2 separate regions of the Homo sapiens genome follow, and region 1 is linked to region 2. A link is a loop called in an ENCODE intact Hi-C map of the cell type or tissue named here. Cell type or tissue: PC-3. All regions are shown on one strand. Links, peaks and the distances in the headings refer to the core of each region. The heading gives the core; the rest is flanking DNA.

What was found. Peaks named below come from ENCODE experiments on the same cell type or tissue, not always from the same donor. Only the 100,000 strongest peaks of a DNase experiment are listed, where the experiment ranks them.
Region 1: it touches region 2 in a loop (9-fold over the local background); 2 of 110 quality-filtered maps call a loop at or near these places.

Annotation. Positions count from the first base shown.
Region 1 is chr13:66,192,020-66,208,661 of GRCh38, forward strand. No RefSeq gene overlaps it. Among named protein-coding and RNA genes, the nearest start is that of MIR4704, 18 kb to the right of the region's middle. In PC-3, for the core only: a CTCF peak has its summit at 8,746; no DNase peak of the experiment used is centred there.
Region 2 is chr13:65,917,188-65,933,829 of GRCh38, forward strand. No RefSeq gene overlaps it. Among named protein-coding and RNA genes, the nearest start is that of MIR548X2, 41 kb to the right of the region's middle. RefSeq lists an enhancer at 9,730-10,229. In PC-3, for the core only: a CTCF peak has its summit at 9,775 (motif pointing right); a DNase peak (open chromatin) is centred at 9,954; H3K4me3 peaks cover 1,734 bases; H3K27ac peaks cover 2,401 bases.

The DNA.
Region 1 (16,642 bases), core at 5,652-13,651, 270 kb after region 2:
TGTATTAAAATTTTGCTGAGAAAGTAGATTTTAGGGCTCTTAACACACAAAATGGGGAGGGTAGTAAATATGGGAAATGAGGGTATGTTAATTTCCTTAACTATGATAACCATTTCACTATGTATGCATACATCAAAACATCATGTTGTATACCTTTATATGCAATAAAAATAGCCAAATATGTGGGAATGGAATTCTTGATGGGTAAAACATAAAGATAAAACTGAAAACTAGAGTGGCAAGAGAAAACAGAGACTGTATCTATCTAATGGAGTGATGGTTTTGGATTGAGTGATACAGTCACAGTTACAAAAATTTTTGGTTTCAAAAGCAATACAGAAGGTAAGGCTATGTCTTCATATAGTGAGCAGTTGGAACTCAGACTACTTTGCAGAGCTTGAACATTTAAAGAGTAACTTCATTGATTTGGACATTTAAAGGATACCACTATTGTTGAATAAGTAGGTTAGAAAAAAAAATCAATATTGTGACATCTGGTAAACAACAAATTTGTTTATCTTTGATTAACCTTGATGTGAAGATAAAAATAATCTTTCCTGAGAATTAATAAATATTTATATGACCTTACATGAGTTTGAACATGTAAGTCTTACATGATTCAAAAACACTCAAACCAGAAAACATAACATACAAAGTTGGCTGGGGTGGGGTTAAAAGTGATAGAAACAGTACTAAGTGTTCTACAGGGTCAATATTCACTTCAAATTAGAGAAGATTCTAGTGTCTTTAGAGATAAATTTACACTGAATGTGCACTATAACCTAAAGTAACAAAACACTTGTGCAAACAATCTGGCATGAGCAAGATTTTACAAACACAAAAAAATAAGAATTTTATGTAATGAAATCATTAGAAAACAGATTTTAAAATGGTGAATAAGATGATTAAGACATAAAAACAATTTTGAAATGAATAAGCAGGGCTGAAAGTAAATAAAATTGAACTTCTGTAAATAAAATATATACTAAAAAGTTGGATTGATCAAATAAGAAATTAGATAAAGATGAGTAAAGGATGAGTGAGGTAGAAGATATAGCTGGGAAATTATCGAAAATAAAAACATAGAGACCCAAAGAAATCAAATATATGACAGAAAAATTAAAAGACATGAGAAACAAAACAATAAAGTTCAATATATATCTAGTAGAAGTTCAAAAAGGAGAGACCATAATAAAATAGAGGGAAGGAGTAAAACTCTGAGTCTACAAATTTGAGAATAAACATATGTATGTTTAAGCCTACCTATATAAATTTTTAAATAAATGACAGTGTATTAGAACCCATAAAATGGCTCTCTACACATAGCCAAGTATCATTCAGAACACATTTCCTAATCAAAATGTAAATATGTTATTTCATATTAAAATATTACTTATATAAGCCCTATACATGCTGAAGTTTGAAAATGAATATATAAATGTCTTCCAAGTAAAATACTATTAATAAATCATACAAATAAAAATTTAGAATTTATTTGTACTCAAAATTCTACTTCTCGAAAAGTATTATTTAGAGGAAAAAATTTAGTTCCATAAGCTTAAATTAAGTGAAAGATGACGGAAAACTAATAAGGTTCAACTATAATATGAGAAGGTTAAAAAAAAAAAAGTGTAGAACTATCCCAAAAAAGTATATGTAAGGAATTAATGAACATAAGATCAGAATAGAAAACAAAACTATAAAAATTGTTGGCCAATGAAGCAAAAATGTTTATTTTTTGGAAAGACTTAAAAGGTGCAGAGACAAAAAGATTGAAAGATTAAAAAACACAAAAATCAATGCTAGTATTTAAATCTAAAAATGTACTTCTTTATATTTTAACATCTCTGAAATCGTAGTGTATTATAATCAGTAACACATCATACTTCAATTGGTAAACTTGTTCTTTTCTTTTGTTGTTGCCTTAAAGCTAAATAAATTTGTTGTGAATCTTATAAATTATTAAATAAAATTTCATTATACTAAATAATTTTGAGCAATTTTATGTCAATACTTTTTTTTTTTTTTTGAGACAGAGTCTCGCTCTGTGGCCCAGGTTGGAGTGCAGTGGCGCGATCTCGGCTCACTGCAAGCTCCACCTCCCGGGTTCACACCATTCTCCTGCCTCAGCCTCGCGAGTAGCTGGGACTGCAGGCGCCCGCCACCACGCCCGTCTAATTTTTTGTATTTTTAGTAGAGACGGGGTTTCACAGTGTTAGTCAGAATGGCCTCGATCTCCTGACCTCGTGATCCACCCGCCTCGGCCTCCCAAAGTGCTGGGATTACAGGCGTGAGCCACCGTACCCGGCCTTGTCAATACATTTGGAAACTTAGAAAAGATTGAGCTTTTCACAAAATTGTAACTTATTACAAAAGAAAAAAAATAGACATATTAGGTTATGTCTATAGACCTGGCTTCCCTTAGAATCAGACATAGGGCTTACATATGGTACTTGTGGAAATGGGATTCCATGGAAAAGTAAAGGACAAGTGGAATAAATTGGAAGAAGAGGGACAACAAATACAAGGCCTCACCAAACTGTCTTCAACTGTAGGTAAATATTGCTATATCTAAGGAGATATTTAAGAACTCTCCACCAAGAAAAAGGAAAGCATATATTCTTCCGTTCTCTTTTCTCATAGGTCAAGTAGCCCTAGCATCATTAATTGCTCTGCACTTCTAGGTTGTATGTGCAAGAGTAAAGAGTGACTCTGAAGGAGGTCCCATGGTAGAAAATGACAGGTGCATTAAGTGGTGAGGTGATAGGTTTCCCAATTGTCCCTTCATAAAGCAAATCAACATCTACATAGAATTGGTCACCACAACATTGGCTGGAATAATAGTTCAAGAGAATTTTAAAGTACTGTACAAGAGATAGCCAAATTAAGAGTGTGTGTGTGTGTTTGTACAACCAAAACATGTCTAGATAACCTGTTAATTAAAATTTTATATAATTTATTTCAATATGCAGAAAAACTCAACTTACAAAGCTTAAAACATCCTGATAAGCTCTTAAGAGCTTAAGAGTAACTTTACTGTACTTAAATTAATTGAGCTTTTACACATAGCAATTTTGCCACCAGCTTTCTTCTTTTTGTTCAATTTTAAATATTTTGCCACCAGCCTTCTTCTTTTTGTTCAATATTGCTTTGGCTATCTGAGGTCTTTCGCATTTCCATACAAATTTAAGATTTTTTTAATTTCTGTGAAGAATGTCATTGGTATTTTGATAGAGATTGCATTTAACCTGTAGTTCACTATTGGCATATAGAAACACTACTGATTTTTGTATGCTGATTATGTAACTTTATTAAACTCATTTCTTTTTCCTAATAGTTTTTTGGTAAAGTCTTTAAGGTTTTCTATGTATATGATTATGTCATCTTCAAACAATTTGACTTCCTCTTTTTCAACTTGAATGCGCCTTATTTTTTTCCTCTTGCCTAATTGCTCTGGCTAGAACTTCTAGTATGATGCTGAATAAAAGTGATAAAAGTAGGCATCCTTGTCTTGTTCCAGATCTTAGAGGACAATCATTCAACTTGCTAGGTATGATGTTAGCTGTGGGTTTGTTAGATATGACCTTTACTGTATTGTACCTTTCTCCTAAAACAATTTATTGAGAGTTTTTATCATGAAGGAATGTTGAATTTTATAGGATATTTTTTAGCATCTATTGAAATGAGCATATGGTTTTTCCCTTGATTCCTTTAATGTGATTCATCACATTTATTGATGTTCTTTTTTTTTTTTTTTTTCAGACAGAGTCTTGCTCTGTCACCCAGGCTGGGGTGCAGTGGCGCAATCTCGTTTCACTGCAAGCTCCGCCTCCTGGGTTCACGTCATTCTCCTGCCTCAGCCTCCCAAGTAGCTGGGACTACAGGCGCCTGCCACCACGCCCAGCTAATTTTTTGTATTTTTAGTAGAGACAGGGTTTCACCATATTAGCCAGGATGGTCTCGATCTCCTAACCTCGTGATCTGCCCGCCTCGATCTCCCAAAGTGCTGGGATTACAGGCTTGAGCCACCACACCTGGCCTGATGTTCATATGTTGAATCATCTTTTTATCACTGGGATGAATCCCACTTGATCTAGGTGAATGATATTTTTAGCAGGCCATTGAATTCAGTTTGTTGAGGTTTTTGCATCCATATTTATTAGGGATATTGTCCTGAGATATATATATATGTGTGTGTGTGTGTGTGTATATAATGTATATATATATGTGTGTATGTTTGTGTATATATAATGTGTGTATATGTGTGTGTGTGTATATATACATATATATGTATATATGTATGTATATATGTATATGTATATATGTATGTATATATGTATATATGTATGTGTGTATATATACACATATATACATATATATATATATAAAAAACAGGACAATATCTCTAATACACATGGATGCAAAACCCTCAAAAAACTGAATTCAACAGCTTGCTAAAAATATCATTCACCAAGATCAGAGCTGAATCAGAGCTGAACTGAAAGAAAATTGAGATGCAAAATAAATAAAGACCAACAAATCTAATAATTTCTTCTTTGAAAGAATTAATAAGATCAATAGACCTCTAGTTAGACTAACAATGAAAAAGATAGAGAAGATCCAAATAAACACAATCAAAAATGACAAAGGGGACATTCACACCAAACTTGCAGAAGTACAAACAACCCCCAGAGACTACTTTGAACACTTTTGTGTATACAAACTAGAAAACCTAGAAGAAATGGATAAATTACTGGAAATATAAAACCTTCCAATATTGAACCAGGAAGAAATTGAAATCTTGAACAGGTCAATATGAGTTCTGAAATTGAATCAGTAATAAAAAACTTACCAAACAGAAAAAGCCCGGGAGGAGATGGATTCACAGCCAAATTGTACCAGACATATAAAGAAGAGTAACAATACTACTAAATTATTCCAAAAACTCAAGGAGGGGAGACTCCTCCTTTACTCATTCTGTGAGGCCAGCATTATTTTGATACAAGAGAAACAATAAAACATGAAACAGAGAAACATAAAAAATGGCAGAGAAACAATAAAAAATGAAAACTTCAGGCCAATATCTCTGGTGACACAGACAAAAACATCCTCAACAAAATACTAGCATTCAAATCCAATAACACATTAAAAAGCTAATCTACCACAATCAAGTAGACTTTATTACTGGGATTCAAGGTTGGTTCAACATATGCAAATCCATAAATATGATTCATCACATGATCATAGCTAAAAACAAAAACCAAATGATCATCTTAATAGAACAAGCTTTCAATAAAATTCAACATCCCTTCATATACTATACCATTAACAAACTAGGCATCAAAGGGACATATCTCAAAATAACAAATGCAATCTATGACAAAATCATAGCCAATATCATGCTGAATGGGCAAAAGTTGGAAGCATCTCTCTTGAGAAACAGATCAGAACAAAGATGCCCATTCTTACCACTCCTACCCAACATAGTAAGTAATAGACAGAGCAACTGGACAAGAAAAAGGAATAAAAGACATCCAAATAGGAAGAGAGGAAGTCAAACGATCTCTGTTTGCAGATGACATAATTCTATATCTAGAAAACCCCATAGTCTCTGTCAAAAGGCTTCTAGAACTGACAAACAACTTTAGGATATTTCAAGATACAAATCAATGTATAAAAATCAGTTGCATTTCTATACAAAAACAACATCCAAATTGAGAGCCAGATCAAGAAGGCAATCCCATTCACAATAACCACAAGATGAATAAAATTCCTAGGGATACAGGTAACCAAGGAGGTGAAAGAACTATACAAGAAATCAGAGATGACCAATGGAAATGGAAAAACATTTCGTGTTCATGGATAGGAACAATTAATACTGTTAAAATGGCTATACAGCTCAAAGTAATTTACAGATTTAGTGCTATTCCTATCCAACTACCAAAATCATTTTTACAGGATTAGAAAAAAGCTATTCCAAATGTATGTGGAACCAAAAAAGAGCCTGAATAGCCAAAGCGACCCTAAGTAAATAGAACAAAGCTGGAGGCAGCACACTACCTGACTTCAAACTATACCACAGGACTACGGTAACCAAAACAGCATCATACTGGTTGAAAGACATATAGACTAATGGAACAGAATAGAGAGCACAGAAATAATGCCATGCACCTACAACCATCTGAACTTTGACAAAGTCAACAATAACAAACAGTTACTGTTAATGTACCCTCAGCCCTAAAACAAAAATTGGAAAAGAAAAAAATAAAAGATAAAAACTAATTTAAATATATTCTCAACATTTAACTCTCTATATAATCTCATTCATGCACATATTCATGTATATCTGTGTACAGAGTTTTATGGATGGAAAAATGAGAAGGGTATTGCTACAGATATCAAAACATATTTTACATTAGGAAAAAGTGGTATAAATACTATTTAATAAATGATGCTGGGTTAACTGGCTAATTATATGCAGATGATTGAAACTAGATATCTTCCTTTTACTATATACCAAAAGCAACTCAGGATGGATTAAATGCTTAAATGTAAAGACCTAAAACTAAAACTGAAAAAAAAAAAAAGAAAGAAAAGAAAAAACCTAGGAAGTGAAAAACCTAGGAAATACCATTGTACCATTGTGAACATAGGCCTTGGCAAAAATTTCATGAAAGACTCCAAAAGAAATTACAACAAAAACAAATATAAGCAAGTAGGACCTAATTAAACTAAAAAGCTTCTGCACAGCAAAAGAAACTACCAACAGAGTAAACTGAAAATCTATAGAATGAGAGAAAATGTTGCAAACTATGCAGCTGACAAAGGGCTAGTATGCATAATCTATAAGGAACCTACATCAACAAGCAAACAACAAACAATCCTATGAAAAAATGGCGAAGGACATCAACAGGCACTTCTCAAAAGAAGAAACATACATGTAGCCAACAAGCATATGAGAAAATGTTCAGCATCAAAAATCTTTAGAGAAATGCAAATCAAAACCATAATGAGATACGATCTCACCAGACTGAATGGCTATTACTAAAAAGTCAGAAAATAACAGATGTTGGAGAAGTTCATACACTGCTGGTGGGAATGTAAATTAGTTCAGCCACTGTGGTAAGCAGTCTGAAGATTTCTCAAGTAACTTAAAACTGCCAATTGACTCAGCAATCCCATTACTGGATATATGCCCGAAGGAATATAAATTGTTCTACCAAAAATACACTTGTCCACATATGTTTATCACAGCACTATTTGTAATAGCAAAGACATGGAATCAACCTAGATGCCCATCAATGGTGGACTGAATAAAGAAAACATCATACATGTATACAGCAGAATGATACACAGGCATAAAAAAGAATGAAATCATGACCTTTGCAGCAACATGGATGGAGCTGGAGGGCATAATCCTAACCCAATTAACACAGGAACAGAAAACCAAATACTGGATGCTCTTACTTGTAAATGACAGCTAAGCATTGAGTACACATGGAAACAAAGAGGGGAACAACATACACCAAGGCCTACTTGAGAGTAGAAGGTGGGAGGAGGGTAAGGGTTGAAAAACTACCTATCAGTACTATGCTCACTACCTGGAGGAGGAAATCATTAGCACACTAAACTCTAGTGTCACCCAATTTACTCATATAACAAACATGCAAATGTACCCCCTGAACCTAAAATACATAAAAGTTGGAAAATAAAAAAATAAAAATAAAAGATAAAAACTAATTTACATATATTCCCAACACTTTACTGCACTCTATAGATAGTCTCATATTCATGCAAATATTCATGTATATCTGTGTATACAGTTTTATGAATGGAAAAATGAAAAAGATACTGCTAAAGATATCAAACCATATTTTATATTAGTAAAAATAATATTTTTGGACAATACTATGCTAAGCATAATAATACATGCTATGTGCTTTTTGTGGATCACCTCATTTAATTCTGAATCCTATGGAGTAGAGATTATTATAACACTTATTTTAATAGATGAGGATACTAGCGGTTACCAAAGTTTAGGAACTTGTCAAAAATCACCAGCTTGTGAGTGGCAGAGCTGTAATTCAAACTCGGGTTTCCAGACTCTTGAACTCTTCAGTCCTACGCCATCCAGATCTCCTGACTTCCTTGCTGAATTTATTACTGTATATTCTGGGAGCTATTGCTTTGTATATTTTCCCAAATATACACAGAGAGGCAAAGATGGCATCATTTTTGCTACTGATCTTTATCCAGGCTCCTGGATCTACTTCTTCCCTGGCCATAAAAATCTGGTTCGCCAGGGAGGTATATGCATTCATAAGATGAAGTTTCTAAGAAATAAAATTCAAGTTATAAATTTTTCTTAGTTGAAATCATGGAAAACACATATATTAAAATGAAGAATATAACATTATTTTATATTTCATCCTCCCATTTCTTTTATAGCCCTCATTTTAATGTTTTAAATAATCCTTTCGTCTCCAGTCTGACCCACCTAGTAGGTTCTAACTTCCTGATTATAGACCTTTTATGCTTTGTTTATTGTTGTCAGTGGTCTACAGGAGGCACTTAATAACAATTGCTTGCTCTAGAATCTGAGCTCAGGCAACTCTGAACAGTCTTTCAGAGAGAGAGAATGAATATCTGAAAATTAAATACAGAATTAAAGAAGAGCCATTTCCATGAGATCAAAGAGCAGTGCAAAGGAAGAATGAGCTGCTCCAACAGCTCCCCAAGGCCCTCTGCTGTCTTTTATGCTAATACATTCTAAATGTATCTTCCTGATCTGGTTGGATTTTCTCTTCTCAGAAAGGTCCCCCTTGATGTTCATATGACACTCTCTTTGTCTATGTCCTTGGTGGGGGTCAGGGGGAAACTGATATCTAAAAGACTGTGTACTGTCTGGGACTGGAATTGTTGATAGGATAACATCAAGAATGCCAATTAAGTTTGGAGATTAGGTTCTGTGATACCTCTCTCTCTCTCTCTATCTCTCTTTCTCTCTCCTTTTGTCCTACTGAGTATACCAAGGAACCTGAGTTGTGGGACGCCCAACAGTAACCATCCACAAATGTGTTCCAGGTTGGAAAAAAAGTATATCTATACATATATACACAGATGTTTATGTAAATTTTTTTACCACAAAAATGGTTTGCACACATTTTCACTACTCAAACACCTGAATAGCTTTTGGATATTTTCCTTCTTTAAGTACATTTCGTTTCTAATACCCACTATGCATTTAGCAGGACATTGAACAGAAAAGTAAATGAAACACTGCAAACACAAATACCCCTAAAGAAATCTTAAAGACATTTAACATTGTTAATATAAATGTGATGCCGTGTTTGTATATAAAGCATAATGTTAAGCATCTCCAGCATGTGGCACAGCTCAGGTTTTCTGAAGAAAAACCTATCTACCAAAAGATAACTGGATATTTGTAAAGTTTTACTTTGCTGTTATCCAGAGGAGTAAAAGAAAAAGGGAGCAAACCATTTATCAAGAACCACTTATATGCCACACATTTTGCTTGCCACTTTAGGAGTTTTATTTAAGTGAACATTAACAGTAATCTTATAATATTAAATTTAAAAACTGTCCCTAAAAGGGAGGGTGAAACATGTCCCTTGTCAAAAAGTTAATAAGAAGCCAAGCCAGGATGTAAATTCAGGCCTTTTTCTGATTCCAACATCTGGATGTTTTTCATTTCATCATGATTCTTTCCAAAATTTTTCTACCAAAGTATTTATTCTAGAGCTATGTATTTACCCAGTCATACTCTAAAGAGAGATTTATAAGCTCTTTCGGAAACAAGTTGATCTTTTTTTGAGAAGCCACAAAATGTGTGCGTTGAAGTGGAGGGATGAGAATCAGACTTCAAATTATTCATATCTTTCTATGCCAAGGAATAAAGACGATATTAATTCTATCACAACAATTCTGTCAACTTAATCCTTACAGATGTTAAATAACTCAAACTGAATAAATCTCTTTCACTGTTGACTCTGTCACAAAATAAATAGAAGTACTAAAAGTGAAATGATTATGGGAAGCCTTAGTATTGCTTTAAAATTAATATGTTTACAACTATAAAACCATTTTCAGCCAAATACAGATTATATATAACTCTGACATTATCCCCTAAAAAATAAGAAAATTAAAAAGTTCTGTAACAAGATGGGAAAGTATGATTAACTAAGACCAATTTTGAAAAATACGCCGGAAAAAGAATGCAATAAATCAGTTTGCCAATAAAGAAAGGTAATGGAAAATAACAAAGTTGCCTACATATCCTTTAAATATCATTGATCCACTCCCAAGCTCAACACATTGGCTGTTCCAGACCTTTATTGCACTCCTCCACTCCCTCGTATTTCTCTTTCTCCTTTGCTTACAGGAGAACTTCCCCGATTGCCTAAAACTTCATGTAGTAAGTAGAAACAATGTGATGGAGAACTCACTCAATTTCCTATATTATTACTTATACATACAGCTACACACACACACACACACACACACACATGCACACACACTGATATTCTTATATCCTATATCAGAAAAAAATTATTTCATATAATGCCAGTTAGCCAAATACATCCAACTGTGCCATTCTCAAGACACTGAACCCAAAAACTAATCCCCTGCCTTTATTTTGACTCTTTTTATTCCTCATAAAAACTTGCTGTCGAACAGCTTCTCAAGTCAACTTAAAAATAACAGCCCATAACAATAAAAACAAAATATTCCCCTTGATTTGAATTATTGTCTTCCTTCCATCTCAGTCCTGGAAGCAAAACAAGATGTCTGTATCTGTTGTCTACTTTTTTTTTTTTTTGTATATCTTTCCCTTCTCTTTTCTTTTCTCATTTGTCATTCACCCATCTTGCATTAAGTTTATATCATCATCTCTATTCGACGTTGAGGATACAGAGACAAACAGGTAATGGTTCCTGCTGTCAAAGGGCTGGCTCACTTATAATGTAACAGAAAGAGAGCAATAAGTGTAGATTAATGGGTTCAATTAAATATTATAGTGCAATGGGACAAAATGAGAATGCACTACTCTACGTCAGTGGGCCAAAAAAAAAAAATTAAAAGACAGGAAAAGGGCCTTGAAAAAAAATGAGTACATATTTAGCTCTTGAAGGGAATCAGAACATACAATAGAAGGGAAATCAAAGTAGAAAGAGAAGCAAAAACAAAGTCAATGATACGAAAGAGCTTTGGATGTTTGAAAGCCTTCAAGCCATTATACATGGCATAAAGATGGGAGGTAAGGGTTAGAGATGGGGGGACGTCAAAGAGATAAAGCTAAAGGGGTAAGCATAGATTAGAGATGAAAGCATCTTCTGTATTACGTTGAGTTTAGAATATATTATAAAGAAAATAAGAAATGACTTAGTAATGAAAATCCTGGGTAAATGTTTCAATAGGTTTGCTATATAACAAACCACTCCAATACTTAGTGACTTAAGAAATGCTTATGTCAGTTGGACTGTTCTGATCTGGTCTGATTCAGCTGATCTCTCTATAGTCAACTAGTGCTTCAACTGGGATTAGATGGCCCCACATATATGTCTGATGGTAGGCTTGATGGCAGCTCAGATAATAGGATGACTTGGCCATGTGTCTCTTACCATCCAAGAGACTATCTCAAGCTTTTTTACATGATAGGAATCTCAGAATAGCAAGAGCAGACAAGCCCCAATGAAAAAGTATTTCTTAAGTCTCTGCTTATATTACATTGGTATTGCTCCATTAGCCAAGTTAATTCACATAAAGAAGGACAGAATCTGTGTAGGAATAAATTACCTAAGAGCATGGATACAAGTGTAGACATAGTTGTAGTCATTTATTGTGAACAAAGACCAGAGCAAGGAACCAGAACTTTATAGCATAGAATATATTTATAGCATAGAATATAATGTGTTATTTACAAATTGTTTATAACCAACTGATTGACCAGAATCACATCTTATTGTATCTTTTGTCCCCTGCAGGCATGCAATCTGCCCTTAACAGTTGTGAGTCTTAAAGCCAGAGTACAAATGGAGATTTATATAACATATGTCTAAATATTTAAAACTTACCAATTAAGCTAACAAAATGTTAAATACACCACAGACTAGTCTTCTACTTTGACAACTATAAGTTCATAATGACCTGAAAGGCTAACTTCAAATTTTTTGGACCCCTTGTAGTTTCTTGCTGGAATGTGGATGCCAAGGAGGGCTGGTCCACAGCATCCACCACTATGCTTTTCCCTCCAGCTCCAGCGCTGTGAGAAGCTTCATACCCATACATTCGTTAAGCACAGTCCAACATGTCCAACTTCCTTATTCATCTCCAAAAGGCAAAAACTCACATGCTGGGCCTCAGGTGGTGCATAACTACGATGTGCTTTTCCTCTATTGGATCAGGATGGAGCAGAGAATTTGCAAGTCCTGGAAATGGATGTGGAGCCATTTCGACAGGGAATTTGGAATCTAGAAAATAATCTAGAAATTGGGGTGTGGCTCTGACCATGTAGATTTCCTGCCCCTTGAACAGGGGTGCCACTGGAGAGCACAGGACTAAGATAGAGAACCTCTTGTCATAGTTTATTGGTGGTTATTTCAGGTGAGAACATAGGAATAAAGATAGGTTCTTTTTCTTTACTTTGGTATCTACTTCTATAAAGAGCTACATGGACACAGGGAGGGGAACATCACACATCAGGGCCTGTCAGGGTTGAGGGGCAAGGGGAGGGATAGCATTCTGAGAAATAACTAATGCATATGGGGCTTAAAACCTAGATGATGGGTTGATGGGTGCAGCAAACCACCATGGCACATGTATACCTATGTAACAAACCTGCATGTTCTGCACATGTGTCCCAGAACTTAAAGTATAATTAAAAAAAAAAAAAGAAAAGAAAAAAAAAGAGCTGAATCAGAACTGAAAATCAGAAAACCTGGGTAAGGGGCTCTCTGATGAATTTCTATGTAAACAATTTAAAAAGAATACAAATAAAAATTCAAAAACACAGAAAAAGGAAGCAATTTCAGTAGTCATGATACCACAGACAGAACGTGAACCAATCACTATCACCTTCTTTTCTTTACATGTTAATCACTGCAAAATCTTGCTTTTCTACCAGATCCTCTACTTAAATTGCTCTGGCATCAAAACCAATAGATATTTCTCAGGACTTACCTTACTGACAATATTTGTGGTCCAACAGCAGTCTTTTCTATCTTTTTGCAACAGTGAGCATATGACCCAGGCCAGACAGTAGAAATATGTCATCCTCTTTGAGTCGTCATGTGATCTAAGTAGGACCAAACAGAGTCTTCCTTCAGAATGTATATGGATGCTGGAGGAAAGAGAGAAATATATCCTTCCCCTGTTCTCCCCAGGAATAAAAGATCAGCCCAGATCTTCTAAGAAAAAAGGAGCAGAAGAGAGAGGGAGACAGGGAGAGAAAACATAAACTCGCCATGAATGAACCAGTTAGCCATTATACCAGATTTCTCTTTAATATGAAAAATAAATTATTAATGCAGATATTTGTTGGTTTTTAAAAATTTTATTATTATTATACTTTAAGTTTTAGGGTACATGTGCACAATGTGCAGGTTTGTTACATATGTATACATGTGCCATGTTGGTGTGCTGCACCCATTAACTCGTCATTTAGCATTAGGTATATCTCCTAATGCTAGCATTAGGAGATAGTATTTGTTGCTTTAAATGGTTTGAATTAGGTCTGTATCTCAAACTAATATGTTCCAACACAACTGCCCTTGTAGTATGCAACACCCTTGAATATTTTCTTTATTTTTTAAATCTTCCTTTCCTAAGCTTCCAAGATTCCTGTTCTCTCTCTTGCTTTAGTTAACAATACAGGTACTGTATTAGTCAATTTTCATGCTGCTGATAAAGACATACCCGAGACTGGGTAATTTACAAAAGAAAGAGGTTTAATTGAACTTAACAGTTCCATGTGTCTGGGATGCCTCACAATCATGACAGAAGGCAAGGAGAAGCAAGTCATGTCTTACATGGATTGTAGCACGCAAAGAGAGAGAGCTTGTGCAGGGAGACTCCCATTTTTCAAAACCATCAGATCTAGTGAGACTTATTCACTATCACAAGACCAGCATGGGAAAGACTTGCCCCCATGATTCAATCACCTCCCTCTGGGTCCCTCCCACAACACATGAGAATTCAAGATGAGAGTTTGGTGGGGACACAGACAAACCATACCAGGTAATGATGTTTTCTTCTATCTGTCCCTTGAGTGTGAATGTTTCTCAGCCCATAGTTGTTTCATTCAATAGACTGTCTCTTGATAAAAACACACCAAATCTTATCACTAATGTTTAAGCCAGGTCCCTAAATATAGAAAACAGATAAAAATTCATTGCATTTCCTGTAATTTAGCTCAGGAATTGCTTTCAGTATCTACTTGCTCAAATTCCCATCCTTTGTCATGTACTGCTGTTTTTAATCATTTGAACCTAGCTTCACCTACTGTCTCTTATTTATTTATTTTAGTTTCTCTTCTCTTCTTTACTCTTTTTTGTAACTACAATTCCTATTAATTCTGGAAGAGATAAACTGATTTTGGAACCATTCCCCAGTTCATTTCTTTTTCCCATAAAAGAAAGGATATATTTCTTTCTTTCCTCCAAATGATATATCAAACCTTATTCATAGGGGAAAAAGAAGATTTGCCATTTAATCAGTGGTCCTCAAAATTTAGCAGGTATGAGAATCACCTGAAGAACTTGTTAAGACACAGAACACTGGTCTTGCTCTTAAAGTTTCTGATTCATTAGATCTGGGGTGAAACATGAGAATTTAAATTTCCAATAAATTCATAGGTAATGCTGTTTTTCTTGGTCTGGGTAATAGGAGTAGTTCCAGTCTATTATATATTGTTTGTTATTTTCTTTATTGCAAACCTTTATATCATGTGCTCTTTCTGAGTGTGGATAAAAGTTGTACCTTTATTCTAACCAATAGAATATGGCAAATGTGATGGGGTATTACCTTATCACCGTGTTATGATACATAGGACTCCGTTTCAGCAGAAAGGAGAGAGAGAGGTTCTCCTGCTGTCTTTGAAGAAACAAGCAGTCATGTCACAAACTGCCTATGCAGAAGGCCACGTGGCCAAGATGTGAGGGTAGTCTCTAAAACTTGAAATTAGGTTCCAGGCAATAGCTAATAAAAAGCTGGGAACTTCAGTCAGACAATCACATGGAAATGCATTCTATAAAATACCTGAATAAACCTGAAGGAATCTGAATGCAGTGGATTTTTCCTTAGTTAAGCATCCAGATGCAAACACACCCTTGTGTGTTTTCACCTTCTTTGCAGCTATGGGAGACCCTGAGCAGAGGACTTGGTCAGAAGCCAAGTGTGGACTCTGACCCATGACAACTGTGAAATAATACATGTATGTGGTTTGAAACTTCTAAGTTTGTATTGCAAACAACATCTTCTAAAAATATTATCCCCAGAACCAACCTCTCCAAACTTCTATCACCTATAGGATAACATCTAAATACCTTATTAGGGTGCATAAGGTTCTTTATCAAAAGGGTCTCACTTCTGTCTGTAGCCTCAGTGTCCAAGGAGTTGACCCTTCTTCTTGCTATTTCAACTTTTATCTTCAAATTTGGAACATGCTCTAATAGATAAAGATCAGAATCTTTCAATACTTTTTCACTGAGGATTCCTCATTCTTTACCCACACTTAATCCCTTCAAAATTTATTTCCAGTGTTGTCATCTTCTGGGAAATCTACCCAGACACTACCCATCAACTCGACTCCTGGGCCTGAATTAATTATCCATAGCCTTTGACTCTAAGCACATATTTACCTCTATTTTTACAGTTAAAACATTGTCTTGCAAAGTTAGTTTGCTTTTCTGTCTTCCCTTGTTGATTTCAGGAACTTGAGAGCAAGTAGTTTCCCCTAGTTAATACCTCAGATGCCTGTCTACAAAGATGGTACATATTTAAAGGTTCAATCATGAGTAATGGTTTATAAGAAATCCATATATATTTTTCAGAAGGACATTACTTATTAAAATACTACTGATGCAAAAAATAGTAGCCTTGGTAGAGAAAAATATATGCAACATAGACTAAATAGTATCTGATATCATAAAGTCATGGCCATCCCCTAACAGGGATGGGAAATAAAGAACAATAGGAGGTATTTGTTTAGCCATGTTAGGTAGGTCAAACACTGAGTTACATGTGTATTTTCCAGGGACTCTATGATGCCAGTTTATAATATGCTGTTTTGTACTGAGCTAATACCACAAATTTCAGTTTTATACAGTTCTGCATGGATACGCTCTTTGAATGAATCAACTATTGTCATCACTTTTGATGGAAGATATTTATTTAATTAAATTACTAAATAAATAATCACAAATTTTAAAATAACACAATTTTAAATGTACTATATAGTGAACACATTATTGAGGTTTTAAAAAACACTCATCTATTACATTTTCTGTTTCCCTAAAAAGAAATCTCATCCTTTCATAGTTTTTCCTCTGTTTTCTGGGAAATTAGATTTAACCAATGTAATAGCATTCAGATTTATATTTAGAGACCTCACATGAGGAAAATT
Region 2 (16,642 bases), core at 5,738-13,737:
ATTTCTTTGGTCCTGGATATTGTTTTTAAATTGCATTATTTACATTTCTTAGAGTTCAATAGACTTTACCCAAGGTCCACATAAAAAAAATGTGGATATTGAGCAATTCTAGTACCCTACCTCTCTTTGACCAACACAGCTCTGATCTTTTCTCTCATGTGTTTGGATTTGTATGTGAGGTGCTGTTTAACAATAGCAAGACAAAAAATGAAATAATAACTTGGAGAATGAGTGGAAAAAATATCAGGAAGGAAAGGAAAGAAAACTGCTAGGGGAGTAGAAAGGAAAAAAAGGAAAATGAAGGAAAAAGAGAAGAGGATAAGAAAAGAAAAAAAATACCCTATGAAAGCATAACACATCTAACATGCATTCATTTTCCTAGATAGAATCCTGGGGTATGTTAGTGATTGTGCTTCATATAGCCACTGAGCCCTTTACTTGCTCTATCTTGTTGATTATTTTCAGTAACTATTATTATTATTTATTATTTTATCCTACCTACCCAATGGTGTTACGGAAGACAAATCCTCCAGCACAAAGCTTTGGTTTGACATTGTTATGAAGGCCAGTAAAGAGACAGCAATACCACAGGCGGGCTTCAGGGACCAAGTATTGTTTATAACACTTGTAGCTGCCTTGCTTGCGCTCTTCGGATATCACAGACAGTCTGGGGAAGCAGTCCTGGCAGCACACATTTGCCTGCCAAGAAGCCCAGGAGGTAATGATTAAAGGCTCTTATAAATCTCTCTCTGAAATGCCTGAAGGCCTTAGTGGTCTGTAAAAGCAATATTGGTAAAGAACCAAGTATCAATGTTGCTGGCAGCAATACAATTTTAATGTCATTTTTAATATTTAGATTTATGACCAGACTCCTAAAATAGCAAACTAGCAAAATCATGAATTTCAATATGAGTTAAAAAGTATTATGAAGTTCATTCATTCCATCCCTTCATGTTTTATTTATTAATTTACAAGGTGATGAAGATGTAGTTATGAGTTGAAGACAAGCACTCTCTTCCTTTTACAGCATATGATTTGGTGAGAAAGACAGACAAGATGACAGAGAGACATATATTGGTACAGTCATAAGTGTTCAAAAACACAGAATCTGAACAGGGAGATCTAATTCTTCCTGGAGAAGGAGTGGTGTATAGGGAAAGCTGTTGGGAGTGACATTTAACCTGTGACCTAAAGGATGCATGGGAGTTAGATGATATAATAGGGCATAGGGATAAGCGTTATAATTAGAGGAAAGTATATACACAAAGGTTTTGCATAATGACTGAGCTTTTGAGGGAGCTGAAAGAAAGTGAGTAAACATGGTTGGAGCTGAGAGTATGAGGGAGAAAGTGGTCTGAGATGAAGGTGGGTCTTAGAGACAATCTGTGCATGGCCTTGCTGGCTCTGCTAATTCCTCAAGTTCCATGTTAAGTATAATGGATAGCAATGGTAGGTGCTCCACAAAAAGCTACATGCAGAACCACAACCCTGGTTGGGATTTTGTGAAAATGTTTAAGTTTCAAATTTTGGTGGGACACTGTCCTATGGGCAAGAAGGCTTGGGACCACATGGCCTCTCTCTGTATGGGAAGAGATACTCTCCTGAGGGAGGTGGAAGGCATATGGATTGGTCAGACGGAAGCAAGCTGGATTTCAGCCATGCTACCATCAGAGACGGTATATTTATTTCAGTGTTTCAACTGCACAATGGTACATAGCAGTTACCAACATGATCCAATCGTCTGCTTCAAGATCACGCTTTCGAAAGAGCAAGGTGTGGAAAGAAGTAAATCAAACCTAACAGTGTTATAGCAATTCAGGAAAAAATAAGTTTCTAGCTTAAACCAACTAGGATGCTAGCAGTAGGAATTCAGATAAATAGAAGAAAGGATCTTTTGGAGGTACGATTAACATTAAAATTAAGACTCCGTACAGGAGTTACAGAAAACCCTATTCTAAAAAGAAGAATAGTTTGACCTAAATCATGTTAAGAAACACGTAATAAGTGAAAGGAGAAGATTAAACATTCAACCCTGTTATAGTAAATAGGTTTTCATAAGATCTGCACTTTTAAGGACTTCCTGAGTGCTAGACAGTACCTTAAGTCCTTTATATGTACCATTGCAATAATCCTGCCAATACTACGAGATTAATAATGATGACGATGATCAGAATAATACATTGCACATGTAGCACATGAATAATTTTGTCTAATATCCCAACTTTTTGACATTTTGACTCATATTACAATCCTAAAGTTTGGGTTAAAAGGCGTGAGCAGTTTTCAAGAAAGATAATTAAGGCTCAGAAAAGCTAGGTGGGCACTTTGGGAGGCAGAGGTCGAAGGATCACTTGAGTCCAGGACTTCAAAACCAGCCTGGGCAACATGGCCAAACCTCATCTCTACAATAAATACAAAAATTAGCTGGGCATGGTGGCATGTGACTGTAGTCCCAGCTACTTAGGAGGCTGAGGTGGGAGAATCTCTTGAGTTTGGGGGGGTCAAGAAAGGTCAAGGCTGCAGTGAGCTGTGATTATACCACTACACTCCAGCTTGGGTGGCAGAACTAGAACCTGTCTCAATTTAAAAACAAACAAACAAACAACAACAAAAACAAAAAAGACAGAAAACCTAGGCGGCTTACCTCAGATCTCTCTTCTTGAATAGGAGTCTTTAGATTAGATTCCAAGAAAATCATTCCAAATCTACCTTTAAGACAAGAGTCCTATTTTTACAATAAATGAATAATTGAGACATGGGCACATTAGTAGGAATTAATATCAGATTACTTTCCAGGCAAAAGAACCCTGAGAAAAACAGATGCACTTAGAATATAAAGAATAATGACAACAAAGAGAGGGTAAAGGAAAACAATGCCTTCACCATTTTTTTAGCTGTGTTCTTTAAAACCTATAAGAAATATTCATGATGATTTATAATGAATATAAATATTATTTATAAATAATCTTTCCCATTTTCTAGAGTAACAATATTGATTGAGGTTGAGGGTAGCCTAAATAACAATTGTGGGAGCTATATTCAGGTTTACCTCAAGTTAATTATCTCTAGTTAATGTCAATTTCATCTTATTTTTTAAGATCAGGAAATTTATTTCCTACATCATTTGATATATCTTTGTCAATTAAACTGAACAATTTCAAGTTGACTCCAAGTCCCTCTTTTACTCTTCCTGAGTTGTTTGGTAGCACTCATATCATCTAGGTTCTGGTTTGATCTCTTTCTGATGAAAATATGAGAGGAACCAAGCGCAAAGATGTGAGCAGAAAGTCATAGGAAGCAAAGCACTCACAAGATGTTCCAATAACAAAACATTTCAGAAGTATGAAAAAGGTCAGAGTCAAGTATTTCTTAGTGTTATGAGAAAGAAGTGTAAAAAGTTGCCATGGGAAAAGATCTTTTCAATTCACAGTTTAGAAGGGAGATTTCCATAGCTTTCTTCTCATAGTGCCCATGAGTTCCTCCTGGCATCAGTAACATTCTCTGAAAATTAGGTTCTGAGTTCTGTAGGTGACCCCAGGATACCAAAGGGCTACAGCTGCCAAGGAGAGTGGTTTGGTCTTAAAATTATTAGAAGGAATATTAGAAATAGTATAGAAACCAATTAAAAAATGGTACACCAACCCACACAAATATAGTCACCTGATCCATGACAAAGGAACAATGGTAATACAATGGAGAAAGATACTCTTTCCAACAAACGATGTTGGAACAACTAGACATCCATATACAAAAAACAAAAGTGAATCTAGATAGAGATGTTACACTCTTCACAAATCAACTAAACATGATTCATAGACCTAGTTGTAAAATGCAGAATTATAAAACTCCTAGAAGATAACATCAGGAAAATCTAGATAACCTTGGGTTTGGCAATGCCTTTTTAGATATAGCACCAAAGGCACAATCCATGAAATAAATAATTGTTTAGCCAGAATTCATAAAAATTAACAACTTCTGCTTTGTAAAAGACATGGTAAACAGAATATGAAGCAAAGCCACAGAATTGGGAGAAAAATATCTGCAAACAATATACCTGTTAAAGGACTGTTATCTAAAATATATAAAAAACTCATAAAACTCAAGTAGAAAAAGAACAATCCAAAATTTAAAAATGTATAAAAGATCTAAACAGATATCTCACCAAAGAAGATATACAGATGGCATATCACTATAAAAAGATGCTCAGCATCATATGTCATCAGGGAAATGCAAATTAAAACAACAATGAGATATCACTATACACCTATTTGAATGCCCAAAACCTGGAGCTGTAACGACATCACATGTTGGTGAAAATGTGGAACAATAGGAATTCTCATTCACTGCTGGTGGGAATACAAAATTGTTTAGCTACTTTGGAATACATTTTGAAAGTTTGTAAAGAAACTAAATATACTGTTTCCGCAAGATCCAGTAGTCATGGATTGCTTATTATTTACCTAAATGCGTTGAAAGCATATGCCCACACAAAAACCTGCACACCCATGTATAGCACATTTATTCATAATTGTATGAACTTGCAAACAAACAAGATGTCCTTTAGGAGGTGAAGAGATAAACAAACTCAGGTACCTCCAGACAATGGAATAGTATTCAGTACTAAAATGATTTAAGTTATCAAGCCATGATAGATATGGAGTAACCTTAGATTCACATCACTAAGTGAAGAAAGCCAACCTGAAAAGGCTAAACACTAGATGGTTCCAACTATATTCTAGAAAAGGAAAAACTGTGAAGAGAATAAAAAGATCAGTGGTTGCCAGGGATTAAGAGAGAAAGAGGGATGAATAGGTGGAACACAGAAGATTTTAGTGCAGTGAATAGGAAGCAATATAACCATTTAAAAGAAAAACTATATGTACTGGGAGACGAGAAAACTCTTGTGACTCACTTTATTGCAATATTTGCTTTATTGTGATGGTCTGGAAATGAAACCACAATATCTCCAAGGAATGCCTTATTTTTAGTTTTCTTTCACTTAACAAGGGGTGTCAGGCATATGTAATATTTTGAAACTAAGTTTTTCATTTGTATTATGTTGCAGACATCAACCATAGTCTTGGATTCATCTTTAACTGTTGGGTAATACGGCACTGTCTGAACATACTGTTACAATATATTCCATGGATGTTGGATCCACTGATGAACATTTGAGTTGTTTCCAAGCTTTTGTTAAGTGAAAATTAGTGATACAACATTTCCGAACCTGTGTTTGATTGTATAAGTGCAAGAGACTCTCCTAGACATTCCTAGAAATAAATTTTCTGTGTCATAAAACATGAGAATAATCAACTTAAAAAATAATGCCAAACTGTTTCAGTGATAGATAACTAACTCTCCAATTGGTAATATATAAGAGATTCTACAGATTTCCACTACGTCTAACACTTGGTATTGTAAAATCTTAATGTTGCCAATGTAACAAGAATTAGACAGAAAATTACAGTGGTTTTGATGTTGATGTCACTGATTACAATGAAGTTATTAATAAATATCTTTTTTTGTGTGGTGACCTATGTAAAATGCCTGTTCATGATTTTTGTCCATTTGTTTCTGTTACTTTTCTGTGCATTTCTCATTATTTTTTCCATTTGCAAACACACACACACACACACGGAAAACCTTAGGAACTGGGCATGGTGGCTCATCTTATTCCCACAGTTTGGAGGCTGAGGCGGGTGGATCATCTGAGCTCAGGAGTTTGAGACCCACCTGAGCAATATGGTGAAGCCCCACTTCTACAAAAAGGACAAAAAGGATAAAAATAAAATTAAAATTAAAAAATAAAATAAAATAAAATAAAATAATAAAATAAATAAAATAAAATAAAATAAATAAAATAAAATAAATAAAATAAAATAAAATAAAATAAATAAAATAAATAAAATAAAATAAAATAAAATAAAACAAAATAAAATACCAGGCGCAGTGGTGTGGGCCTGTAGCCCCAACTACTGGGGAGGCTGAGGCAGGAGAATTGCTTGAATCCAGGAGGCGGAGGTGGCAGCAAGTAGAGATCCCACTGCACTCCAGCGTGGGTGACAGAGTGAGACCTGAAAAAAAAAAAAAAGGAAAAGAAGAAAGGGAAAAAGAGAGAAGGAAGGAAGGAAGGAAGGAAGGAAGGAAGGAAGGCCGGCTGTGTGCGGTGGCTCATGCCTGTAATCCCAGCACTTTGGGAGGCCAAGGTGGGTGGATCATGAGGTCAGGAGATGGAGACCATCCTGCCTAAGACGGTGAAACCCTGTCTCTAATAAAAATAGAAAATACAAAAAATTAGCCGGGCATGGTGGCACGTGCCTGAAATCCCAGCTATTCGGGTGACTGAGGCAGGAGAATCGCTTGAACCCGGGAGGCGGAGGATGCAGTGAGCTGAGATTGCGTGCCATTGCACTCCAGCCTGGGCGACAGAGCTAGACTCTGTCAAAGAAAAAAAAAAAAAGAGAGAGAGAGAGGAAGAAAGGGAGGGAGGGAGGGAAGGAAAGAAGGAAGGAAGGAACGAAGGAACGAAGGAACGAAGGAAGCCCTATATGTTCTATATGTATAGTTTGTTTGTTTCTTTGGGTTTTGTTTTGTTTTGTTTTTGAGATAAAGTCATCCTATGTTACCTAGGCTGGTCTCAAATTCCTGCGGTCAAGCAATTTTCCCACTTCAGCCTCCGAAGTAGCTGAGACTATAGGTGCACACCACTGCACCTGGCATAGTTTTGATATAAATTATATAAATATATGTATTCTATCTGTGTATAGGATGCCTTTTCACATTCTTTTAATGTGTCTTTTTAAAAAAACAGAATTTCTTAATTTTAATAGAGTCAAATTTGTTAAGCTTTTTATAGTCAACAAAATTTGTATCTTTTTCAACAAATATTTAACCTGCCGTTACTTTTCACCAACCTAATATTTCCCCCACAAGATCTAAGGGATATTTCAACTTAAAAAAATTTTTTTTACTGAGAAACCTAAAGTTTTGTATTTTGACATTTAGTCTGCTGCCTATCTAGAGCTGCGTATGATCTGAGGTAGGGATTCAGTTTTATCTTTTTCAGCTTGAATAACCAGTTTTTTACTTCTATATACCAAAAATCCCTTTAAGATATGATGAAAGATTCTCAAGTATTTATGGATTTTTTAGAATTACGAATCCTTTAAATATAAAACAGTGGCTTCTTTTTACCTCAAAGCAGGTAATACCACAGAAGTGGAAAATAATATGCAAGAAATAGGAAGAGTTGGAAAAGTAACATTTAAAAATAATCAGAGTTGTGAATTTTTTTAAATAAAACATATTCAGGGTCTGTTTAGTTACACAAATCTATTGAAAGAGGATGTTTACATTTGTTTAGAGGACTGTGGGGGCTCACCATGAGGATCTATAACCCTGAACACTTAACGTTGTCCAAATTGTAATTTAATAAATAAACAATATTAAATATTTTATGTTCAGATATTAAAGGACTCATGTTAAGATTATTTAATCTGAACATAATTAACTTTTCTTAATTTTCTAGAGGAAACTTTATTGAAGAGATACGAGGTGTGCAACATGCAATCTTTTTGCCAGGTAATGAGCAAAATTTGCTTGGTTCGAAATTCACATGATGGAGTGCAGTAATGACATTTTTACTCATATAAATAATAAATTCTAGAAATAGAGTTTTAAGAAATTCTTTGATTAGCACATAAAGTAGTAAATAATATTTAGCTGTTTTTGGATAGTTATTAACTTTGTTCAAATAATTTCTTAACTTCTGTTTTAACAATGATACTTTATATAAAATTTACAACTTACAAAATATATACACACATACTTTTTTTTTTTTTAAGATGGAATGTCACTCTGTTATCCAGGTTGCAGTGCAGTGGCATTATCTTGAGTCACTGCAGTCTTGCCCTCCCCAAGCTCAAGTAATCTTCCCACCTCAACCTCCTGAGTAGCTTAGACTATAGGTATGTGATATCACTCCTGGCTAATGTTTTTTTTTTGTATTTGTTGTAGAAACAGGGTATTGCCATGTTGCCTAGGCTAGTCTTGAACTCCTGTGGTCAAGTGATCTGCCCACCTCAGCCTCCCAAATTGCTAGGATTTCAGGCCTGAGCCACCATGCCTAACCATATAAATCTATTTCTGCACTAATACTACTGAATAGAAAGGATACCTTGCCAGGTTGAAAATCTGTGTATTATAGTGTCTCATATCTTTTGAATCAACAGGAGATATTAACTTACACACCAAAAAAGAAATAGTGCTAAAAATACATAGATTTAAATCTGTATGAAAATATACCTTATTCTCAAGAGCCAGAATGCTCTGCAGATGCTCATCCAAAAGACAGTCAAATGATCATTCAATGTCTATTTTTCCCTGTTTTTATATGACACAATATATTACTTCATAGCATAGCAATATATTTGGTTCATCACATTGAAATTTAGTGCTAACTACCCTGATAGTTTCCGTGTGCCCATAGAAATTATTTTCTGTTTTGAAAATAGCAGTGTAAGAAGGACTATATCTATTCCTTTCATTTCACTTTGAACTATAAGAAACGGAGTGTTACAGGTCAACAATATTTTCCAGTTTTTAAGGTGACTATTTCCCTGGTTCCTGTTAAGCAAGGATGAAATATTATTTCAAATATCTAAACAAAAGTATTTACCATTCATATCCTACCTTTAGCTGGGTGAGTCATTTGATGGCAATTTTCTATTATTTGCATAGCACATGTTAGAGTTTAGAAATAAACAGACATATGTCATTCAAATTTTTATAGGAAAGTGTTTAATTGCTGAGAAGTAAAACACAAAATGACCTCGCAGCATAATTATAAAAAAGAAGCGTAAACACGAAAACAAAGGGAACAGAAAGGCAATGCAATAAATATCACAATCAAACACTTCTTTCATCAAAATATCAGTTCCCTTTTTAAATTCTGAAGTGAATGCTCTAAATTTATTGTTGAGGCTGCTTTAATATTATAGTTTGATGTACTATCTTCGAATTGATCTGATGTTATAATCAACCTTGGGTCAGTAACAGAGACAAAATCCATAGCTTCATGCCACTTAACTAAATAAATATCAACATTCAGGTGAAGGGCTTTGGATTCTATGATTTTACACGTTCCTCACCTAAGTCTTATTATCAGACAATTTTGGTAATTGATGTGCTAATATAATTGTTCTCAACACCTAATTGGGTGTCAACTTTAAGTTCAAAAGGAGCTATGCCAAAGAAGCGTTTTTACGTTTCTCACTCTTTATTTTTCTGTACTAGTGAGTATAGAAGTCTGGTTTGAAAACAGTGATAATATCAGATAACTTCAGGGAAAAAAACAGTGTTTTAAAAACTTTTGGATGGATGGGCTGTAGTCTGAAGTACTACAGGAAGGGAATGCAAACTCGTAACTAGAGTATTTGTCAATTCCAGTTAGTGTAAAAAAAAAACACATACACCAAATCAATAGTGATGAAGCAGGATATTTCCCCGATCCCTTCGCGGGACTCGTGACAGGCGTGCGTGTGCCTCGTTTATTAAGCCTAGCGCTCTCAACTCCTTGCAGGAGGGAGTGTGCGAGTGAACAAGGCAGGAACTAGAGTGCAGGAGGGCTGGAACCAGCCAGCTGCTTTGGCGCGGTGGGATCAAACTCCACTACTCAGAACTACTGCGTTTCACTCCTCATGGGAGGGAGCATGCAGGTGAGCAGGTGCAGGAACTGGAGCTAGCAGTTTTGGGCACCTTCAGGAGCAAACTCTATGCAGGCCCCCTAGCAGCGTCCAGGTGGGGGCGCCTGCAACCTCTGAAGCCCCAGAGGATATGTTACAGTGCTCTTTTAGCTCTGCAGTCCATGGATGGCTTATATATTTACCTCTCAGTGAAACCTCTGCCTTTTCACATGAGGTGGCTGCCCTCCAGCAACAAGGGCAAAGGGCCAGCGTGACAGCCTTTTGTGTCCACACTTGTGGTTCCCGAGATCTTGCCTGGCATCCAGGAAAAGTGAGGTCGCAGTAACGAATTGAAGGATAGTAAATGTAGGGGATTTTATTGCCAATGAAGGTTACTCTCAGCAGGAAGTGGAGCTGAAAGGGGACAGGGTGGAAAGGTAACATTTCCCTGGAGTGTGGCCATCTCTGGCAGGATTCTTCTCAAAGTTATGACATCAAGCTGTCCCTCTGAAGTCAAGCCGCTTCTCTACAATGTCCAGCTGTAGTCTCTGACGTCCACCTGCTTCTCCTCTCTGCCGGCTTAGTCTGAGGTTTTTATAGGGACAGGATGCAGGGTGGAGGGGTCATGGGTAGTTTAGGAAAAGGCAACACTGGAGCAGGAAAACAGGGATAGAATTTCTCACTTTGGGCAGTGGGTTTCAGGCTTTTGGGTTTAAGAGTGGGGTTTCGCTGGGAACCTGCACTTTTCTGCCTAGAATTTCTCAGCCTCATGTCCTGGAAACCAAATGAATAAAATATATTGAAGAAAAGAGAGTGTCCAACTGCTACTGAAAGGTCAAATTCTACTGACAGTTTATGTATACGGGGAGGGAGAATTGACATTAGAGTTTACCAATATAAAGATCAATAGTGTTCACGGAAAGAAAAATTTTGATGAAGTAATAGGAGCAACAGTGGGCTTAACAGGGAGTGAAAATAGAAGAATTAGACACAATTAGTATTGACAACTCTTTCAAGGAGTTTTGCTTCAAAGGAGAGCAGAAGAATAAAGCAGTAGAAAGAAAGCAATGTTTTGAAGACTGACAATATAGCAATAAATTTGTACAGATGGAAATAATTCAATGAGGGGAAAGGAGTAGTGATATAGGCAGGAAAAGAATTGAAGGAATGTTCCTGAGTAGAGAAGAAGAGATGGAACCTAAGAAGGCCTTAGGAATACATAGTTCATCTGTGGAAGAGAAGTTGAATGAGGAGGGAAGAAAATTGTAAAAGGTGTTAAGAGAAGGGGAAATTAATGAACTAAGGAAATATGATTTCTAGTCAGCATTAAAAGCTCACATGAGGTTTGCAGTCATGAAATTAAAGTCAGACCACCAAGATGATATTTCTTTTTCCATACATGGTCTGTTGCTTTGGGTCCAGGTATAGAATATTGAGAAAATCAGACATATCAGGATTAATTTTCCAAGTGAGTACCACAAACTAAGAAAACAACAAGGAAGCTAGACATATTGAAAGGGATTTAAAGTGATTATTAACTATGAAATTTAAGCCAGATTAGGAGATAAATAAAAACTTCAAAGAAGCAAAAGATTACTAAAACCAGTAAAATAAGTAAATTGGAGATCCTAATAGTGCTAAAAGATTTTTAGAGTCAAAAACCTATGGGAGTGAGATGCATAGATAGGAAGTAGTTATCATGGAATGTGATGCATAAAACTGAAATTATAGAGAAATTGCAGTGAAGCAAGGTCCAAGGCATGACCATGAGGGTGAGTGACTGAGATAGAGGAAAGAAGGAGAATTTAAGAAATTGAGAATTCAATGTTTTCAGAGAAGTATCTATGTATATAGTATAATAAACAGGATTAAAATAAACAGGAGTAATGAAGAGAGTTACAGTAAACCAGGAACTAACAAATGGGGAAATGAGGAGGAATAACACAGGAAGCTGGACAAAACAATGAGGAACGGTAGGTGATTTGTAGTCCAATTACATGATATTCAAAGTTAAGTATTCATTATATGAACAGAACTAAAGACAAAAAAACACAGGATTATCTCAATAGATTCTGAAAAGGCTTTTGATAAAATTCAACATCCCTTCATGCTAAAAACTCTCAATAACCAGGTGTTGAAGGAACATAACTGAAAATAATAAGGGCCATCTATGACAAACCCACAGCCCACATTATACTGAATGGGCAAAAGCTGGCAGCGTTCCCCTTGAAAACTGGCACAAAACAAGAATGCTCCCTCTCACCTTCAACATAGTATTGAAAGTCCCATCCAGAGCAATCAGGCAGAAGAAAGAAATAAAAGCATCTAAATAGGAAGAGAAAAAGTCAAACTATCTCTTTTTGCAGATGACATTAATCTGTACCTAGAAAACCCCATGGTCTCAGCCCAAAATCTCCTCCAGCTGATAAACAACTTCAGCAAAGTTTCAGGATACAAAATCAATGTACAAAAATCTCCAGATCCTTAACTAATTGCATCTGCAAAGACCTTATTTCCAAATATGGTTCCATTCACAGGTTCTGGAGAACAGGACATCAACGTATTTTGGGGGTCGCCATTCAGTCCATTACAATAGTATTCAGTTCCCTCTGGAGACTCTAGGGGAGGATACTGCTGCATTCAGGACCCATTCTAACCCAAGATGATCTCATCTCAACTAATTCCATCAGCTATGACCCTATTTCCAAATAAGGTCTCATCCTGAGGTTCTGGGTGGATGTGAATTTGGGAGAAATACTCTTCAACCCACTATACCTTCCAGTGCTGACTAACGTCTGTATTTAAATAAACTCTGCAATTATCTCAGAAGACTTCCAGAAAGAAACACGTGGTGAGTAACATCTATATTTACATAAACCCTGCAGTTATCTCAGAAGACTTCCAGAAACACAGGGGGAGCATGAAACCAAACCCAGAAGGCTTAAATGAAAACAGGGATTAGGCCGGGCGCAGTGGCTCACGCCTGTCATCCCACCACTTTGGGAGGCCAAGGCAGGTGGATCACCTGAGGTCAGGAGTTCGACACCAGTCTGACCAACATGGTGAAACCCCGTCTCTACTGCAAATACAAAAATTAGCCAGGTTTGGTGGCATCCGCCTGTAGTCCCAGCTATTCAGGAGGCTGAGGCAGGAGAATTGGTTGAACCCAGGAGACATGACTCAGTGTCATGTCATTTCCAGGAGACTGGATGAATTTTATCACATGAAGAGACTGGTGTTTTTCTCACCCCTATATTTCCTATTGCCCTATAGATGGAATAATCTTTTGGGCCCCTTAGCAGCATATAGGCAAATTATGGATTCTCAGGTCTCATGAATTAATGTACTTTGCTATCTCCATCTTTGTTACTCTTGTGATTTTGTTGTTGTTGTTGTTGTTTTTTGAGACGGAGTCTTGCTCTGTCATGCAGTGGCGGGATCTCGGCTCACTGCAAGCTCTGCCTCCCGGGTTCACGCCATTCTCCTGCCTCAGCCTCCCAAGTAGCTGGGACTACAGGTGCCCACCACCATGCCCAGCTAACTTTTTGTATTTTTAGTAGAGATGGGGTTTCACCGTGTTAACCAGGATGGTCTCGATCTCCTGACCTCGTGATCTGCCCACCTAGGCCTCCCAAAGTACTGGGACTACAGGTGTGAGCCACCGTGCTCGGCCTAATCTTTTCTTAAATAAAATACTAAAGAAGTCCCAACCACTATATCATATTGCTATAAATTCATAATCACTTAAATGGCAATAAAAGCAAACAGAAAAATTTATTAGAGCCACTGGCAAAAACAGTGAATCTTGTGTAAAGATAAGTACCTTTATATGATTAATTTATTATGATATGATAAAATCCACTCTCACACACATTCTCATGATTCTCATTGATGCTTCTTGTCCAAAACCTGCAATTTTTTAATGATATAGGCCATTTTCTCTTAGCAGGGACTGTTATTCCTGTACTCATACAACTCTGACATGTTCTTATAGTAACACACCTAAAGCCAATTAAGAGTAGCAAAGGCAGATCTTAAGAAAAATTATCATCATTTTTGATACACTGATTTTAGTTGAATTGTTGCATGGGCTCAGGACAAATTATCTCAGGTGTATATACCTAAATGTCATAATCTCAAATCTTAGAAACACACTCATTCCCTAACATATCCCAGATTTCCGGGGCTGTGAAGAGGTACACTAATTTATAAGATGTATATTCTTCAAGGTACTAAACCTTGAAGTCTTCAGCAGATCAATGAATTTCCAAGAAAAGGGAGCCTGTGTGGCCTGACTAAATGTTCAGATATTTAATAAACTAATCTACAGTGGACACATTTTGTACTTTATCAGGATGTGATGATGAAAATTGCTCCCCTCGTGCTTTAAAAATATTAATACTAAAATACTTTCCTTTAATTTTACACTTATTACATGTATTAATATAGAACTTTTTCTCAGACTGATACAATGTCAGATTCTTTATTCTTTCAAGAGGTATCTTAATTAGATTTCATTATGAACTCCATACACAAGAGCTCGTTGGCATTTATCATTTAAGAAATACCACAAGTTGTAAAGCTGAGCTAGGGAGCAGACATTTATATTAGAAACAAGGAAAAAAAAACAGTTTTTGTAAGATGTTGATTCATAGTGAAAAATATAAATTCTGAACAGTTGACACATGGAAGGCAGGGATGGGTGCCTCTATTTTGTTAAAAGTAGAATGAAAATATATCAGTATAATAATTCAATTAAATAGGCTGTCATATCACAACTTTCAATGTGCCTCTTGGCTTGTTAATTTTTAATGACATAGTTATGTCAAAAATTAAAATAGAAATTCCATTTAATTTTTTCAAATAGGATCTCCATTCAATTTATTAAATTTCATTCAGTTCTTATGAGTAGTTTTGCTATGTTTTGGTTGTTCTTTGTTTTCCAGTTTTGTTTTATGGTAAAACAAAATCAAAATGTCACTGCAAGAAAAGGAGCTATGCTAGTTGATAGAGAAATAAAAAAATATAAAGAAGAGAAAAGAGAAAAAAATTGTACTTTCTTCAGAAATACAGTGTTTTGTGTTGTGAGATGACTCTGTTCTAACCCCTGATACTGTAAAATACTACTGCATGCAATACAAATGGACCTCAGATTGTAGGATTGAACCACAGACCCCTGGGCTTATTTAACAAAAAGTAACTCTCTTTAGCTTTTCCCTTTCCACTTCCTGGGGTCACCTTTGACTGCACTGAAGAAAGGAGCTCTAGAAGCACTCCATATAACTCCCTTTACACTACTGTCAACTCGTGTGGCCTCTCCTTTCTATCTTGCCTCTACTGGTGGTAGTTCGCAGATTCTGCTGTGGTTTCTTGGCAAATGTGTGAAATTTCTGTGAGTTTCACTAAAAGAATAAAAACAAACTGGTATATAATACTACCTAAAAAGGACAAGAGAAAAGAGAAGGTAAAGGAATTTTTACCTTTTATTTTTCCCCACTGTTGCATTGTGAAATACTTTTCTACTATTTGATATATTTAATTTAAATTTATGAAATCCCACTGGGGAAAAAAGTCTACAAAGCATTTACTCAATTCCGCTTAATCATGGACTATTATTCCCCCAACTCACCTCAGCCATTAAATAGCCACTCCCTTCCTTTCATTTCATCTAAGATTCACGTATTTTATAGGTCAAGTCAGCTTACGGACACTGAATTATAATAAGTGTCAGTCTAATCCTTTCAAAAGCCTTTTTTTAAGTATATCTTTGCACACTATAATTTCTTACCAACCAGAAGGGAAGTCGTTAGAAGCTGTACTTATTTCAAGTTATCAGGCAGAGTAGCAGGAAGGTAACATGTGTTTTACTATCTTTGTAGTGTTAAAACCATTTGCTATGCTAGTATGTCATAGAATAAGTGGTTGATATATAACCAGACTGTTTTCCGTGCAAACTATGTGCTTAAGAGAGGAGGCAGAGAACAGGCAAGGTACATACCAGCAGGCTGGAAACCCCTCAGCACAAATTTCTGAGCCTAAATCTTGTTGTAAAGGTCACATATTGTGTTATATAATTGTCAGCTTGAAAAGTTCTTTGATAGCTTGAACTTTACTACTTGTAAAAAGTGCTGGGCTGCCAAGTAGAGTACATTTTCCAGGTTTCTGAGTCCATGCTTGAGCTAAATAAAGTGTGACAAATCCCCTGAGGGCAACCCAGGCTTTTCATGCCATAGGCACCTCTGACTCAAAAGTTACAGCCTTAAAGTAATATAAGACGGCACAGCCAACTACAGAGGTTGCCTGAACCAGGAAGGAAATTCTCCTGAGATCATGTATATGTGACATCTCCAAAATGCTTCGGGAGTGACCATAAAATACAATGTATGATTTTTTTTTTCTATAGAAAACAGCTATTTTAATAAAATAAAGAGAATCCAACCATTTGGATTTGATTTTCTTTGTCCTGGCCAGCTAATTTAACTGACATTTGTAGGAATCCACTTTGAAATAAATTGATGAGTCTAAAAGGACAACTTCTAACTATGAACAACTAGCACTTAACCATTGGTTAAGCATCTCCCCATATCTCTGTTATAGAAACCTGACTATAAGCTATTTCAACATACACACACACACACACACACACACACACTTACACATATACACACACACACAGGCCTGCCTTTTGAAATGATTTTTTTAAACTATCATAACATTGGTATGTTTCTTAACAGTCGTTGACCAGCTTTTAAATCCAATTTTACCTGTGAATTTCTTATGAAAGTGAAATGAAGGTGTTTCTGACCTATATCCCTACAAAAAAATTGTTTCTTTTCATATTCCAAATATCAAAAGTTAGGAAGAATTGACTTCACAGCAACTAAGTGGCTTAAAAAGGTTAAGGAAAATGGTCAATATAAAAACATACATTACTGGGTTTCGCCAAAAGGAAGCCATAT